Linked DNA regions of Mus musculus: region 1 is linked to region 2. The links are chromatin loops, found by intact Hi-C in ENCODE. Cell type or tissue: gastrocnemius. All regions are shown on one strand. Links, peaks and the distances in the headings refer to the core of each region. The heading gives the core; the rest is flanking DNA.

The links. A loop is a pair of places that touch in the nucleus more often than their neighbours do. Peaks named below come from ENCODE experiments on the same cell type or tissue, not always from the same donor. Only the 100,000 strongest peaks of a DNase experiment are listed, where the experiment ranks them.
Region 1: a loop joins it to region 2, with 2.7 times the contacts of the local background. A loop is called at or near these places in 4 of 42 quality-filtered maps.

The regions. Positions count from the first base shown.
Region 1 is chr1:75,424,981-75,432,460 of GRCm38, reverse strand. Speg (SPEG complex locus) reads right to left here. Exons shown (of 41, transcript NM_007463.4): 32 at 5,581-5,697; 33 at 5,250-5,417; 34 at 5,025-5,147; 35 at 4,683-4,850; 36 at 3,990-4,569; 37 at 3,162-3,401; 38 at 2,841-3,064; 39 at 1,947-2,022; 40 at 1,515-1,664; 41 at 147-1,202. The coding sequence ends at 1,010. Among named protein-coding and RNA genes, the nearest start is that of Gmppa, 7.2 kb to the left of the region's middle. In gastrocnemius, for the core only: no CTCF peak of the experiment used is centred there; no DNase peak of the experiment used is centred there; H3K27ac peaks cover 957 bases.
Region 2 is chr1:75,362,282-75,369,761 of GRCm38, reverse strand. Des (desmin) reads right to left here. Exons shown (of 9, transcript NM_010043.2): 3 at 7,354-7,449; 4 at 7,036-7,197; 5 at 6,743-6,868; 6 at 6,071-6,291; 7 at 4,391-4,434; 8 at 2,920-3,002; 9 at 1,183-2,753. The coding sequence ends at 2,712. It overlaps Gm15179 (predicted gene 15179), which reads left to right. Exons shown (of 4, transcript NR_037976.1): 3 at 1-22; 4 at 1,331-1,552. Among named protein-coding and RNA genes, the nearest start is that of Des, 5.7 kb to the right of the region's middle. In gastrocnemius, for the core only: no CTCF peak of the experiment used is centred there; a DNase peak (open chromatin) is centred at 4,054; H3K4me3 peaks cover 1,756 bases; H3K27ac peaks cover 3,426 bases.

The DNA.
Region 1 (7,480 bases), core at 1,714-5,713, 63 kb before region 2:
AGGCTCTCGGTGGTATAGATGGTAGACCCCTGAATGCATTGTCATTGCCTAGAGAAGGTGAAGCTCCACTCAGGACCCACTCCAAGCCGCCCCCCTCCTCTTCCTCACCCCACCCAGAGACCACGCACAAGTCCTGTGGCTTGCTGTTTTTTTTTTGTTTGTTTTGTTTTGTTTTGTTTTGTTTTATTTTCCTTGTGACAGACAGACAGACAGCTGCACAGACAGCTGGGTGACTGAAGGGGGATGGTCGGGACAACATAGGCACTAGGGACTGGATAGAAAGGAAACTCCACAAAAGGCAATAAATAAATAAATACAAATGGGAAGGAGGGCAAAGGCCATGGAGGAGCAGTGAGGACATCCCTGGGCCAGTGGAGAACGCCCAGAACTGCATCGGCTGGGACAGGAGACCAGCTGGAGCGGCCTTTCGTCTCTTTGCCTTTCTCCTCTCTCTTTCTGAAGATGCAGCTGCTGGCCTGCCCTGCCACCCCTGAGCCCACTCCTGTTGCCTTCTACCCTTCTGCCCTCCCTTATGTCTCTGCTCTGGCTCCTGGCACACTCTCTATGTCCAGTCCTCCTCTCCACCACATTCCCACATCACAGGGTCCTTCTTCCTCTTCAGCCATGTCCCCTTCTGGCTTCTCCCTGAGATATAGCATTCCACTCCAGCCTAGAACCTTCCTCAAACTCCTCCCTCTCTATCCTCCGTCTCATTCTTCACTTCCCAACTCCCTCTTTGCCTCTTTCTGCTCTCACCCTTGCCCAGCCTGGCCAGTGGGTCTCCTGCTCTGGTTATGGCCGGGGTGACATTCGGCTGAAGCCCCAGGGCCTTGTCCTCTTAGGTCCATGAGGTAATAGCCCAGCCAGATGTTGCTGCTGCTGCTGCTGCTGCTGCTGCTGGTATCTGAAGCCCCTGCCTGTCCAGCTCAGCATGGGCTCTGGAATGTCCCTTGGCAGCGCGAGTGAGAACCCAAGTTGAAGCCCGTGGCCGGGCTGCGGTCTGTGCCACCTAGGGGCTGCCAGGGTAGGAGCGGAGCAGCACCTTGTGACGGGTAGCAGCCTCAGCCCGACGTCGCCGCTGCTCGCCCAGGAATTCCTTGAGCCGGTTGGTGGTGAAGGTGAGTGTCTGGCGGCGCAGCTTCATCAGGTAGGCATCTTGCAGCCATGGGTGGGCCAAGCAGTCCTGCAGAGAGGGCCGGCTCCTGCCAGGCAAGCCAGAGATCATGAACCAGGAAAGAAGCTCTGGGAGAAGGCAGGCTGTTCCCTCCCTCAGGCCCTTTATCAATCCTGATTCTGATACTGGGCAGCTCATGGGCTCAGATTCCCAGTCTCTGCAATAGGGACTGACTCTGCCTTTCCCAGGGCTGTTGCGGACTTTAAATGGACGGCAGTGTGACAGCTTCTGCTGCAGCTCTCTATGGAGGAGTTGGGAATCTTTGGCCAAGTGAAGCCATGGTGGTCTGCATTCAGAAATAGATAACACTGGAGGGTTGGCAGGTAGGGGGCCTACTCACCAGGGATGTACTGAGAGGACCTTTCTCAAGAAGAGGGTGGCACTCTGGGATGTGTTAGGATACAACTGGAAGGCATCAAAGCGACCCCCAACAATCCGAGCCTCTGTTTCCTGGGGGTCTGGCTCATAGAATGGGGAGTACCCACTAAGCCTGTTGTGGAAGAAAGGTGAATTGCCATCTCGGATGCCTCTCTCATTGCCTCTACCTTAGAGTGATGTGCAGTTGAAAGGTCTAAGAGACATTCATGTAGGACATCTGGAAGGGGCACAGTATTCAGGGATAATGCCACTTTGCTTTTGGTTGCGTGCCTGGGAGACAGGGAAATGCAGGATGAGGGAGGGGTGGGCAGAAGTGGGATGAGATCTAGAACAGGTAGAGGGAGGGATCATGGGCAGAGGAAGCATGGGGCTGGACCAGGGCCAGGCCACTCACATGATGTAGGTGAGCACACCCGCTCCCCAGATGTCCGTGGCAGAGCCAATGGGGTCTCCCTTCACCATCTCAGGAGCTGACAAGAGACAGAGGTCAAGCTGGCTTAGGTTCCCCGTGGCAGGGGAACAGGGAGAGGGAGGCTGGGTTGGGGCGGGGGTTGGGGGGAGTTCTGGGGCCGTAAGAAGCAGGACCGTGGCCGTTACCAAAGCATGATTAAAACCAGAACAGCAGGCCCTAGAGGTCAGCAGGCAGGACAGATGAGGGGGTGATGTGGGCCACTCGCCACTGAGTAACGGAGATTCCAGAAGACCCAAGATACAATGTCACAAGCTGCCCTGGACCAGCTCAGAAGCAGTGCTCTCATTTACAGAGTTGTGGCCAACCCCAAGATTAAGAGCCTTTGAAATCAGCCTGGCTGGCTCTAATCCCAAGCCTGCCCCTTCTCACGATGGGACCTCGGGCGATTTACTAAACCTGCCTGGCTCCCCATTGTCTTGTCTCTAAAGTGCGGCTTGTAGAATAACTTTAAGGAATAACGATAATAAGTACCGGTTAGCAGGTAGCTAAATGACTGGCTTTCCCTGCTCAGTACAGTTGTAATTGATTCTCTCGTCTTTCCAGCTTTTGCAAATCCCATTGCAGTTATTTGTAACTGTCTAATTGGACAAATAACTTAATGTCAGGGTGCTTCTCCTTCCTCATCTGTAAAAAGGGAGTACTGTAGTGCCCAACTCCGGGGCTATTGTAAAGATCAATGGAAAAAAAACTCTCTTTCATTATTTACATAGCGGGTAATATATGAGTGGTACATGTGTGGGTGGAGGGGGTGAGCCTGGCATGCCCCTGTGGCAATCCTCTAGCCCTCTACCACGACCCGGCTGCTGGCCCTCTTACCCATGAACTCCAGAGTGCCTGTGCGGTGGCCAAGTGGCTTCAGGGCCTGAGGGTTATAGGGCTGAGCACTGCCGAAGTCCACAATTTTAAGGGCATTGTCAGCGGCCAACAGTAGATTGTCCGGCTTGATGTCCAGGTGTAGCACGTGGTGGCCGTGGAGGTAGTCCAGGCCTTGTAGCAGCTGCACCACATAGGTGGCCACGTCATCTTCTGAATACCGGAATCTAGGGTCGGGGTGGGGTGTCACCATAGGCTAAACGGGTGACCTTCCAGTCAGCCTCCTCCACTCCTGCTACCCTTTCCCTGGGGACACCCAGCTACCTGTCGCTGAGCCCACAGAGGAGTTCCCGGTTGCCACAGCTCTCAGCGATAAGCACGAGGTACCGAGGGGTGATGTAGGCCTCGTGCAGGGACATGAGCCGCTCGTGGTGCAGCGTCCGAAGCACCTCGTATTCCTGCAGCACGCGTCGCTTGCCCTCCGCGGCGTACGGCACGATCTTGGCGACAAACGTTCGGCCCGTAGCATTCTCCCGGCATGACCGCACAACGCCAAAGCGGCCCCTGTGTGTGTAGGAGGGATGCCACAGACTCAGGGTGGGCACTATCATTGTGAGAACTAAAATGGGAAGCAGGGACCATGGGAACAAGAACGCAGTGGGCGGACTGGAGCGATGGCTCAGCGGTTAAGAGCACTGACTATTCTTCCTGAGGTCCTGAGTTCAATTCCAGCAACCACATGATGGCTCACAACCATCTATAATGGGATCCAGTGCCCTCTTCTGGTGTGTGTCTGAGGACAGCCGCAGTGTACACATACATTAAATAAATCTTTCCAAAACAAAACAAAACAAAAACACAGTGGGCTTTGGAGTTCAGTGCTAGGAGCAAAGCTTCCAGCTCTCCTGGCTCTCTACCTTTGGGAGAGCACATAACCTCAGTTTTCTCATCTGTGAAAGGGGTGATCACAGTGGCAAGGCTGTGCCTTCCTCTCACAGTTGTGAAGAGTACATGGCTCAAGCTCAAGACAGTAGCTAGCTGAACTCAAATGGTCCTTAGCCAGGACAGTCTACACTGTTCTCTGAATCCAAACTGTATCCCTTGTTCCCTGTGTCCCGTCCATTCTCCCACTTTCTCCCTATCCCTGCTTGCCTGGCCTTCTCCTCCAGGAAGGTGTAGGGTTTCTGAGGGGGACCCTGCCGAAGAGTGGTGCTCTCAGGAGTTGGGGAGCTGACCACCTCCTTGGCTGGGCTGAGGCTCCGCACAGTCACCTTGGTGGGCTCAGGAGGGGGCTCAGGGGCTGGGGCCTGGGGGGCTGGAGGTGCAGACACGAAGGAAGTCACCATATACAAGGAAGTTGAGGAAGGTGCTGGTTTAACCCCTTGAGGACTAGAGGTTGGGGTCAGGGTTCCAGTGTCAGGGACAAAAGACCTGGGTTCACTTGGGGTGACCACGATACTGGGTGGGGATGGCTCTGCTTGCTGGGTGGCCAGAAGGCCCCTGTGCTTTCGTGGAGGGGTTGCGGGTGGTGGACCCACAGCCTTGAGTGAGGACAAGGCCTGGTTGGCAGACATGGAGGAAGTTGAGGGGCTGAGAGTGGATGCCTGGGAGGCTGGGGGCGCAAGAGCGGGGGTGGGGGCCAGTGAGGTAGGAGAGTCAGGCGGTGGGGCCCTGGTTGGCCCTGAGGTAACAGGGGCATCTCGGGGAGCAGCAGCTGGCTGAGCAGGAGAATCTAGGAAAAGACAAGGAAAATCATCACGGAATGTTCTGGGAGCAGAGCTGGGACGCTCCAAGGAGCAGAGAGGTCCTGGGTTCCGACATCACCGCCCTGCACCTCCCGCTGACCTGGAGTGCCTCGGATGAAGACCTTCTCAGAAGGGTTGCTGAAGGGCCCCTGCCCAGCACGATTGGAACAGGCCACACGGAACCGCACGGTCACGCCGACAGGCAGCTGAGTCACATTGTAATAACAGTCGGGGATGCCTGAGCTCACAGGGTGCCAGACAGATTCCCCTGCAGACAGCACAGCGGAGGGAGGGTTGAGGCCCTAGAGCGATGGCCCCAGCTCTCTATGCTACAAGAGCCCAGAGAAGATGCCTCTATCTGGTGAGGACTCCGGCCTTCCCAAACAGCCCCACCCCTACCCTTGGCCTGCCACTTGCTCCCTTCACCCTGCCTTGCCCTCACCATCCACCCGCCGCTCCAGAGTGTATGTGCAAGGTGCCCGACCGTCTCCTGGCTTCCACACTACTAGTGCTGTGTCATGGTAGGTCTGGGGCACCTCTGGAGGAGCTAGCTTCCCTGGAATGCCTGGAAGGAGAAGGAGATGCGGGTTCAACATATGCGGGTTCAGCATGCCCTAGCCCACTTCCTCATCCCTGCTACATTGGCCTTGCCCTCCCACTAACTCACGGGCCACGGCCACAGTACAGGAGCTGGTAATGCTGCCCAGGACATTGGTGGCTGAGCACTCATAGAGCCCAGCATGCCGCTTGCCGGCCCGGGGTATGCTCAGCAGCTGCCGTCCATCTTTGCAGGACACAATGACCACTGAGGGCTCTGAACGCAGGGACTGCTTATCTGGGGACAAGAAGGCATAGACGGAGCAGCTGAGTGAATCCAGGTTTCCCTCCCTTGCCCTTTACTTCCTTCTGCCTCCCCGTGGCCTAGCCTCTCCCATGCCCTTTGACTAGGAACTGCATGTAGCTGCCTCCCCTCTCTACTGAAGATACAATGTGTTTACCTTTCATCCAGGAGATGCGGGGTGCTGGGCAGGCTGCGGGTAGGCAGAGCAGGGTGGCTGCTTCCCCCTCCAACAGCACCTGGTCCTTGAGTTTGATGTGGAAGACTGGGGGGAAATCTGAAGGAAAAGAGAGACAGCTCAGGACCCTGGCTGCTTGCTGCTGAGGGAGAGACAGATGCCTGTGAGCCCTGGTAGCATGGCCAGTACAGTGAATGATTCTCGCCTCCTGGCCGTATGTAGGAGAATAGAGCCTCATGCCCTGTGTGCCTCCAGGTTTTCTTGTAGTGGGCATCACCTTCTCCAGCCTCTCAACATATGCAGAACCATCTTCTCCCTGACTGATGACTGAAGATGCCCGGTGCTTACCTCACGTGTGTAAGTCACTTAGAGCTAAGACCAGCAGTAAATAAGTGCTCTATGGGCGTTTGTTAAAATAAAAACAAACACAGTTTGAAGAATGATAACAGTTAAGACTCTGCAATTTAAACTCCCTCTGGGCCACTGCAGGGCAAATGAGCAGGAAAAGGAGAGGAAGCAGGGGCCCGAGCTAACATGGGCTGTGCGAAGCATCTGTTATCAGAATGTGCAGTCTTGGGGCCAGTGTGACAGCTCAGCAAATAAAGGCACCTGCCGCCAAGCCTTGTGATCTGAGTTCCGTCCAACAAATCCACATGATGGAAGGAAAAAATATATACTCCTGAAAGTTGTTCAGGCTGGAGGCAGGAGGATCTCTGATTTTGAGACTAGCCTGGTTTACATAGTGAGTTCCAGGACAGCCAGGGCTACACAGAGAAACCCTGCCTCGAAAACAAAAAAAAAATAAAATAAAAAAAATAAAGACTGTGCAGTCTCAAGAAAGCTGAAGCCAGCGCCCCCTATGGGCAGCCCCTGGAAGCGTGCCTCGCTGTGTCTCTGGGATTTAGAGGAGGCTCCTGACATTCCTGCATACTCATTCATGCCACTAAAAAGAGCAAGAGAGAAGAGTAGACCCCAGGACCCTAAGCAAGTCCCATGCCCCTTCTGAAACTGCATTTCTAATCTGTGACTTGAGAGGCTGAGACCGATCAAGCTTGGGTGGGGAGGGTCTGCTGTGAAAAGGAAAGGCGACACAGAGTCTACGCAGGAAGTGCTCCCAAACCGCCCAGCAGAGAAGGCAGGAGCTGAACCTGGAAAGAGGGATTGTTTGGGCAAAGCAGAAAAGCTGCCTGGGGGCTGGAGAGATGGCTCAGTGGGTAAGAGCACCCGACTGCTCTTCCGAAGGTCCGAAGTTCAAATCCCAGCAACCACATGGTGGCTCACAACCATCTGTAACAAGATCTGACTCCCTCTTCTGGAGTGTCTGAAGGCAGCTACAGTGTACTTACATATAATAAATAAATCTTAAAAAAAAAAAAAAAAAGAAAAGCTGCCTGGACCCTGGCTGGTGACCTTGCCCAAGGCAAGGGGCTTGTGCCAATTCTGCAAGTCCTCAGAGGCACTGTGATTTGATTTTGTGGTCCCTGGATTGTTCCTTAAGACAAAAAATCCAATCTGGTTTAGGTCACGGGGGTGGGGTGTGTCCACTTCACCTGGGGAGAGAGAGAGCTAAAGACCCCTAGGAAAGCAGTAACCACAAGAACCAGGAGGGAGCAGGAATTCAGAGGAAGTACAGGACCCTATTGTTCCCCAAGGAGGGGCCTCGATCTTATCCTCCAGTGTACTGGGAATGGTCTCCTCAGTTGCTGCCCGCAGTCGGGGTACTGCGGAGGGAACAAAGCAGGCCAGCGTAAGAGGTAAAAGATGTCCTACTGTCATTAGTCCAGGATCAGCCCCAGTTGATAAAGTGGACCTGGGAGGGGCCTCTTCCTGCAGGGGGAGAACGGGGTCAGAGGGCACTCACTGCTCAGCAGGGAATCAGCTG
Region 2 (7,480 bases), core at 1,712-5,711:
CAGTCAGCGCACGAGTTCAAAGGTAGGCAGTTTCAAAGGTAGGTAGCACCTTGCTCGCTCGTACTGCCTGTTCTAGTCCCGTGTAAAGGCACTGACCGTGTAAAGGCACTGGCCGGCATTCTAATTCGCGTTCTGCGAGAGTTCGTCTATAATGCTGACTCTTAGAGCGTGTGGGAGGCGGAAATGACGGGGGTGGGGGTGAGGTCACAGGTGGCAGTGGTGGGAACTTGGGTGGATCCTCGCAGTGGACCTGCTTCAAGAAAGTGGGGATTTGTGAAAACAGAGGTGCATCCAAAAAGAGGGGAAAGACAGACTGCACTGCCCAAGAGAGCTAGTGTAGGATGACCGACAGAGACTTTAAAGCCTCATTAGATTCATTCGCCTGCACCTGTATGTGTGACTTCATCATCATTTTGATTTTTATCTTCTTCCATACTCCTTTAGTCATTTAGATATGGGGCAGGGAGCAATATGGATCCTCAGGACCAAAGGATTATCATGTTCCTTAAATCTTTCTTTGACCTGAAACCTTTCTTAGGAAGAATTGGGAAGAGAGATAACTTTATGCTCCGCCCCCAGACCTTTAGGCTCCTCACTTGTCGCTAAGTTCTCTGTCGCTAAGTGTCTCCCCCTAGACTGAAAGGCCTCCTTAAACACGCTCCAGCATCCCATACATGCGTGACGCTTGTTTTATCCCATCAATGTCTTAGGCGGTTCCTTTTCATCAACAAAACTTTCTAAGTCAGCAGTTGTCAATCTGTGGGGGTCAAATATTAGATATTGACCTTATGATTCTTTTTTGTTTTTGTTTTTTTCTTTTGAGACAGGGTTTCTCTGTGTAGCCCTGGCTGTCCTGAAACTCACTCTGTAGACCAGGCTGGCCTCGAACTCAGAAATCCGCCTGCCTCTGCCTCCTGAGTGCTGGGATTAAAGGTGTGCGCCAACACTGCCCGGTCGTTTTTGTTTGTTTGTTCGTTTTTGTTGTTGTTGTTGTTGTTGTTGTTGTTGTTTGGTTGGTTTTTGACCTTATGATTCTTAACAGTAGCAAAACTGCAGTTATGAAGTAGCAGCGAAAAATAAGTTTATGGTTGGGGGATCTCCACCACGTAAGGAACTGTATTAAAGGGTCGCAGCGTTAGGAAAGTTGAGAATCACTGATCTATGTTATCATGGCCTCATAATACATATACATATTTTATTCAATTGATTTCTCTTTTCTTTTCTTCAATAACTCCTATACCCTTCCATTTCCCCTAACTACCTCAAATTTTCCTTCTGTTTGTTCTTGGGTGTTGTTGTTTGTATTTGTTTTGTTTTGTTTCTTATACAGGGCCTCATTAGGAAGCAGAGGCTGGCTTTGAACCTGAAGTCTTCTGGTCCCAACCTCTTGAGCCCCTGTTAGGATTACAGGCAGCACACCGGCCCTGGCTCCCTCTGGTATTTTAATTGAGACTAAATTCCATTGGAACTGCTTATGGATAGAGGGTGGCTTGACATTCTCTTAAGAGTGCCGAGCTGTTTTTCACCCAAGTAAAAAGTCTTGTCTTTGCACTTCTGTGAACAACGTTATTTTGCCTGGATCGGCTTCTGCGCATTAAAGAAAGGGTTAAAAGGCTGAGCCTCGAGGATGAGGAGTTTAAAGCTGAATGGTTGGGTACAGAGGGAGTTTGCAGCCAGTCTGGGTTACAGGAGACATTGTCTCAATGGAAAGGGACTGGCAGTGCCTTGGGGACAAAAGGACCGAGGGAACTTCCTTCACAGCCAGTCTGTAGAATAGGACTGTCCCCATCCCTACCTTACCCGATGCCCAGGTGATATTAAGGGGATAGGTAGCCTAAGGGGATAGAAGGCTGGACCGAAGGCTCTGTGGCTTTTTAACAGAAACCCCTTCTCCAGCACCCCACGCTCCCCAGACTACAGCACCCAGAGGCCTACTGTTCAATCTCGCTGAGCATGACACTGACACAGTTCATCCCAGGGCAATGGGGGTGTGACACGGTCCAGACTCCCCCTGAGACACAGTCAAGATGACAGGGCCATGCAGGTTTGTGCTTGTCTCTTTATTATTGTTTCTGTCCAGGCCCCTGCGGTGGGAGGGGCAGGCAGGGGAGGTGGTACCCTCCCACCAACCTGAGCCCACTCTCTGCCTCTCTCTTCCTTCCTCTCCAGCTCCTCACCCATCCTCTCTCCTTCTGTAGCTCCTGCTCCCACATCCAGCACCTTCCGCTTCCCTCTTACAGCCCCCGCTTTCCAAGGCCATCCTGGGCTGCGATGGGAAAGAGAGGGGCCATGAGGGCAGTTTTCAGGCCCCCCACTCTCCATCTCAGCTCGCTGAGGCTTCATTCTGTCTCTGACCCAGGCTGGGGATGTCCACAAACTCGGTCCTGACCCTGCAGATCCCAACACCCTCTCTGGTACCCTCTCCTAAGCCAGGGGTCACAAAGGTGGAAGGGGAAGGGCGATGACTTGAGCTGGGTTCTCTCTTAAGAGCCAGCTTTGACACCTGCCAATAGCCAGGGCTCATGGGAGGGTCTGCAGAGGTGGCTGAGGGGTTCCCTGGGGTTGGGCAGCATGAAGACCACAAAGGGGTGATCGGTGAGGGGGGGTCAGAGCCTGTGAGTGGAGAAAAGTGGCTGGGTGTGATATCCGAGAGTGGAAGAGGCTGGCTTCAGGAGGCAGTGAGGACGGGGCCAGGACACTGAATTCCTGGCTTACAGCACTTCATGTTGTTGCTGTGTAGCCTCGCTGACAACCTAAGCAGGAGGAGAAGGCCAGTCTATCCACTGCTGGCTTAGAAGAGCCTCACCCCAAACTGTTCCACCCCAAGGCAGCAAGGCCCACCCACCCCATCCAGGGTTGGAAGCCACCCAGCTGGTGAAAGACACCGGGCTGTCAGACAAGGGGTCCGACACCACTCACCTCTCCATCCCGGGTCTCAATGGTCTTGATCATCACTGTCTTTTTGGTATGGACTTCAGAACCCCTTTGCTCGGGGCTGGTTTCTGTAATAGACCCACCCCATGCTCATATGAGCCTGGCCAGGTTCATACCTAAGCTGCACCATGACTGGAAATCCACCCCAGGCTGCATTGCTCCAAGTGCTAGCTGACTTTCACCTTTCTTATGACAACTGTCTGACTTCTTTGAGACCTCATCCTGGAACCCAGCACCCAACAGATGATTTATAGAGAGAGGGACCAGTCTTGCTAGAGGAATGGCTTCAAGAGCCAAAAGATTGTGCTGTGTGTTGGTACAGGATAGCAGGGGACCCAAGGCCCGGGAACAGTATTCATGTTTCCTATCCTGCCTTGCTCTCTCTCCACCTCCAGATTTTCAGAAGAGTCCTGAATGGTGAGTTTATATCCGTGGACTCTCATCTAAGACAGGACCTCAAAGCCCAGGCCTATAGACCTGCTGGAGGAACCTAGAGGCTCCAGGATGAGCTGTTTAATGTCTTAATGATGCAGGAGCTAGTCCCTCCTGTGCCTCAGTTTCCTCTCTGGGAAGTAGCAGCCATGATAGTCCACTTATTCTGTCTCAGAGCTGCTGATCCGCAGCAAAAGTGATTTTATATGCAGAACACATACTTGGTATCTGAATAAACAAATAAGTGAAAAAAGAAATCTGAGTTTTCATAGTGGGGGTCACATTTAGTTCCGTGGTGTCAGGAGTTTGGCGCTCATGAGTCCCTTAGCAAGCAACTAGGCTGTAATGAACGTTTGACTCGATGGAGCACAGCGTGTATTTTTCCTGATGGAAATGAACATCGAAGATATAAAAGGTTTGATCTAGGAAAGGAGACGCTGCCAAGATCTCCGACTTGCTCTCCTAATGTATCATTAGTGAATTCTTTTCTGCTCTCTGGGGCTGGGAAGCCACTTGATCTGCATATTACTAATGTCAGGATGGCAACGTGCCCTCAAAGCTCGTTCGCCTCATTGTTTGGCTTTGCTAAAATTTGGCTTTTTTTTTTTTAAATATGCATCCAACATCTTGCTCTCACAAATAGGGCACTCAACAAACAGCCAGAGAACGGTGTGCCAAGTGCTCTCTGGCAGCATTCCAGACGGTTCATGAGCAAGGGGTTACCTTCCTGTGCAGAGAGCGAGATGCTCCAACTGCCAGGGGGACACCCCTGCAGCTTCCAGAGTTAGGGATTCAAGACACATCTGATTCTTGAGAACCAATAATCCAGAAGGCTGGGGGGATGTAGTCAGCACAATAGAACACAAAACAGTACCACCACCACCACCACCTGAGTGCTTTAGCTACAGTCCTCTTTTTCTTTCAAGCCTGGCCTCCTCCAGGGGTCTATCCTTCTCTCCTAATGGACTTGGGCTACCCAAACTGAATCCCTGCAGCCCATCTCTACCCTCCAGCCCACACTCACCTCGGAAGTTGAGAGCAGAGAAGGTCTGGATAGGAAGGTTGATCCTGAAGCGAGAGAGACCATGTCCCCAGAGGGTTAAGAGCACTCCAATCTTCCCCTGAAATCCTGCTCCTCACTCTTTAATCTGCTTCTCCCCAAGCATTCCCAGCTGTCCCAGGCCCACTGAGCCCAATACCACTACTACTCACAATGCACAGAGCAAGAGCCAACTCTAGCTGTCCAGAAATTGCCCCTTCTAGAAAGTTCACCCATTCTCATCCTGACCTCGGGCATAGCTACCCCACTGCACCCTCCAGGCCCCCGATCGTCCTTGCTCCTGGTACTAGGGGAGGCATGGACAGAGGCTGAGAAACTCACTTTGTGCCCCCCCCCCAGTCAAGCCAGATCGAGGAGCTAGCCATTTATGCCTAGGCTACAAGAGAGGATCTCTCTCTAGCTACCTTAAAAGGTCATTCATGGTGTGTTAGGTGTGCGTTCTACAAAATGCAGGGGTTGGGGATGGAGCTCAGTTGGAAGATAGCTTGCTGAGCGTTCAGGAAGCTATGGTTCAGTCCCCAGCACCACATGAACCAGGCATGGTGGCACAGTCTGTTAGGTCCCATCATTTAGGAAATGAAGAGGAGAGGAACGGGTGTTCAAGGCCATCCTTGAACAACACAGCATGTTTGAGGCCGGCCCACGCTATCGTAGACCCTTCTCGAAAGAAACAAGTAAAACCCCTGAATTCTCCTTATGATTCTATACTTAGACACCTCGCCATGCTTCTTATGAGTACTGACGGGTACAACTTGTTGGCATCATTGATCTGTCTTAAATTGACGTTAAACTAACATACAACGGAAATGTTAGAGTACTTCTAGTGAGTTTTAAGAAGTATATCTCCATGTAACTTCCGGAACAATCCAGATTCATAATGTTTCTGTCTCCCAAAAGATTCCCTCAGAGGACTCTGTGTGTGTGAGTGAGTGTGTGTGTGTGTGTGTGTGTGTGTGTTGGGTTTTGTTTTTGTTTTGTTTTTGAGATGAGGTTTCTTTATGTAGCCCTGGCTGTCCTGGAACTCATCCGTATTCCAGGTTGGCCTTGAACATAAAAGTTCCACCTGCCTCTGCCTCCTGTGTGCTGGGATTCAAGGCGGGTACCACCACTGCTGGGTCACACTCCTGTTTGTCATATCTGAAGTTTGGGTGGGTTGCTTTGAGCACCTTATCTGTGTCTTTTCCTTTGAGCACAAGTGACTGTGTGTTTGTATGTGCGTTCCCCTTAGCCTCCTCTCTATCAGTGTACAAGGCTTCCTGCTTCTCTATTTCTCTGTTTGTCTCTAGCCCCGCCCCTTCCATCCTCATCATTTTCCACTCTGCTTTCATGGCTCCCTTGACTGGCAGTAATATTTTATTACTGATTGCCAAATATGATTTTATGCTGTAGGTTTTTAATTCTAAAGGTGGATAAGGGAATACTTCTCTCTCTCCCTCTCTCTCTGTCTCTCTCTCTCTCAATAAAAAGCTGTTAATTACATTGTGCTTTACCCAAGTGGCCCTCGTTAATTTTCTGCAATGGGCAGAATGGTAGCCTCTTGTGTAAAACTGCTTCCAGGTTTTGTTGAGATATGGGGTGGGCTTGGGCTCCCAGCACCCTGTTGACTGGGATCCCAGCACCCCAACCCTACACCTGGACCCTCACCTGCTCTCCTCGCCCTCCAGTAGCTTCCGGTAGGTGGCGATCTCCACATCCAAGGCCATCTTCACATTGAGCAGGTCCTGGTACTCGCGCAGATGGCGGGCCATCTCATCCTTTAGGTGTCGGATCTCCTCCTCCAGGCGCGCAATGTTGTCCTGATAGCCATTGGCCTCGCTGGCAAAGCGATCCTCCAGCTCCCTCATCTGCCTCATCAGGGAGTCGTTCTGCAAGGGATGAGGGGGGTCCAAGTCAAGGGTAGGCTCAGAGCATGTCTAGGAGGGAGGGCCTTAGAGAACCGGGATGGAAATGAGACCCAGTGTTGGAGGTTGGAGGCTGGAGGCATCTCCAGGTTCTTATGGTCAGGTGGAAGAATTGTCAAAGGCTTTTTCTTAGCTGTGGAACCCTGTGCTCTAGTAAGGTCTTATGTGGCTGGCCATGCAGAATAAACCACTTAAGGAGGAGCATCAGTACCCGTCATCCAACCTCACAGGGTGACACATCTGATTCCTTAGTACCCAACTAGGAATCCACCCATCTGGTTTTGCCATCTCTGTGGGTTGAGGACATGGAGGCCCCCACAGGGTCTGTACTGGGCTCAAAGTGTCACAGGATGAAGGTATGAGCTAAGTAGCAGGCAGAAAGAAGCTGAGGTTGTGGGGATGGGGAGGGACTCACGGTGCCCTTGAGGGCATCAATCTCGCAGGTGTAGGACTGGATCTGGTGTCGGTATTCCATCATCTCCTGCTTGGCTTGGCGCAGCGCATCGTTGTTCTTATTGGCTGCCTGAGTCAAGTCTGAAACCTGAGGGCAGAGAGAGGGTCTCTGAGAGGGAGAGAAGCGGGATGCAGCATAGGCAAGGGAGTATGGAGACTCTACATTCACCCTGCTCCATAGATGCAAGTACAGGAAGCATTTCACATGGAGATAGAGGAGGACAGGTGCCTGAGTTCCTAGGCTAGACCACCCACCTTGGACTTGTACCATTCTTCAGCCTCAGAGATGTTCTTAGCCGCGATGGTCTCATACTGAGCCCGGATGTCCCTGAGGGCAGCTGTGAGGTCCGGCTTGGACATGTCCATCTCCACCTGGACCTGCTGTTCCTGAAGCTGGGCCTGAAGCTCACGGATCTCCTGCAGGGCACAGCGGGGGCTTCAGTCCCCTTCTGGACCCTCCCAAAGCACCTTCACACACACATCCCATTTCAGAGTTATCCCCACGACCACCCTCACTCCCATGCCACGCCCCTCTTCTAGTTGCCTTCACCATCACCCAAGGGCTCCCAGTACCTCTTCATGCACTTTCTTAAGGAACGCGATCTCCTCGTTGAGGGATTCGATTCTGCGCTCCAGGTCAATACGAGCTAGAGTGGCTGCATCCACATCCTGGCCCGAGGGAAATACAACGTCAGGGTCA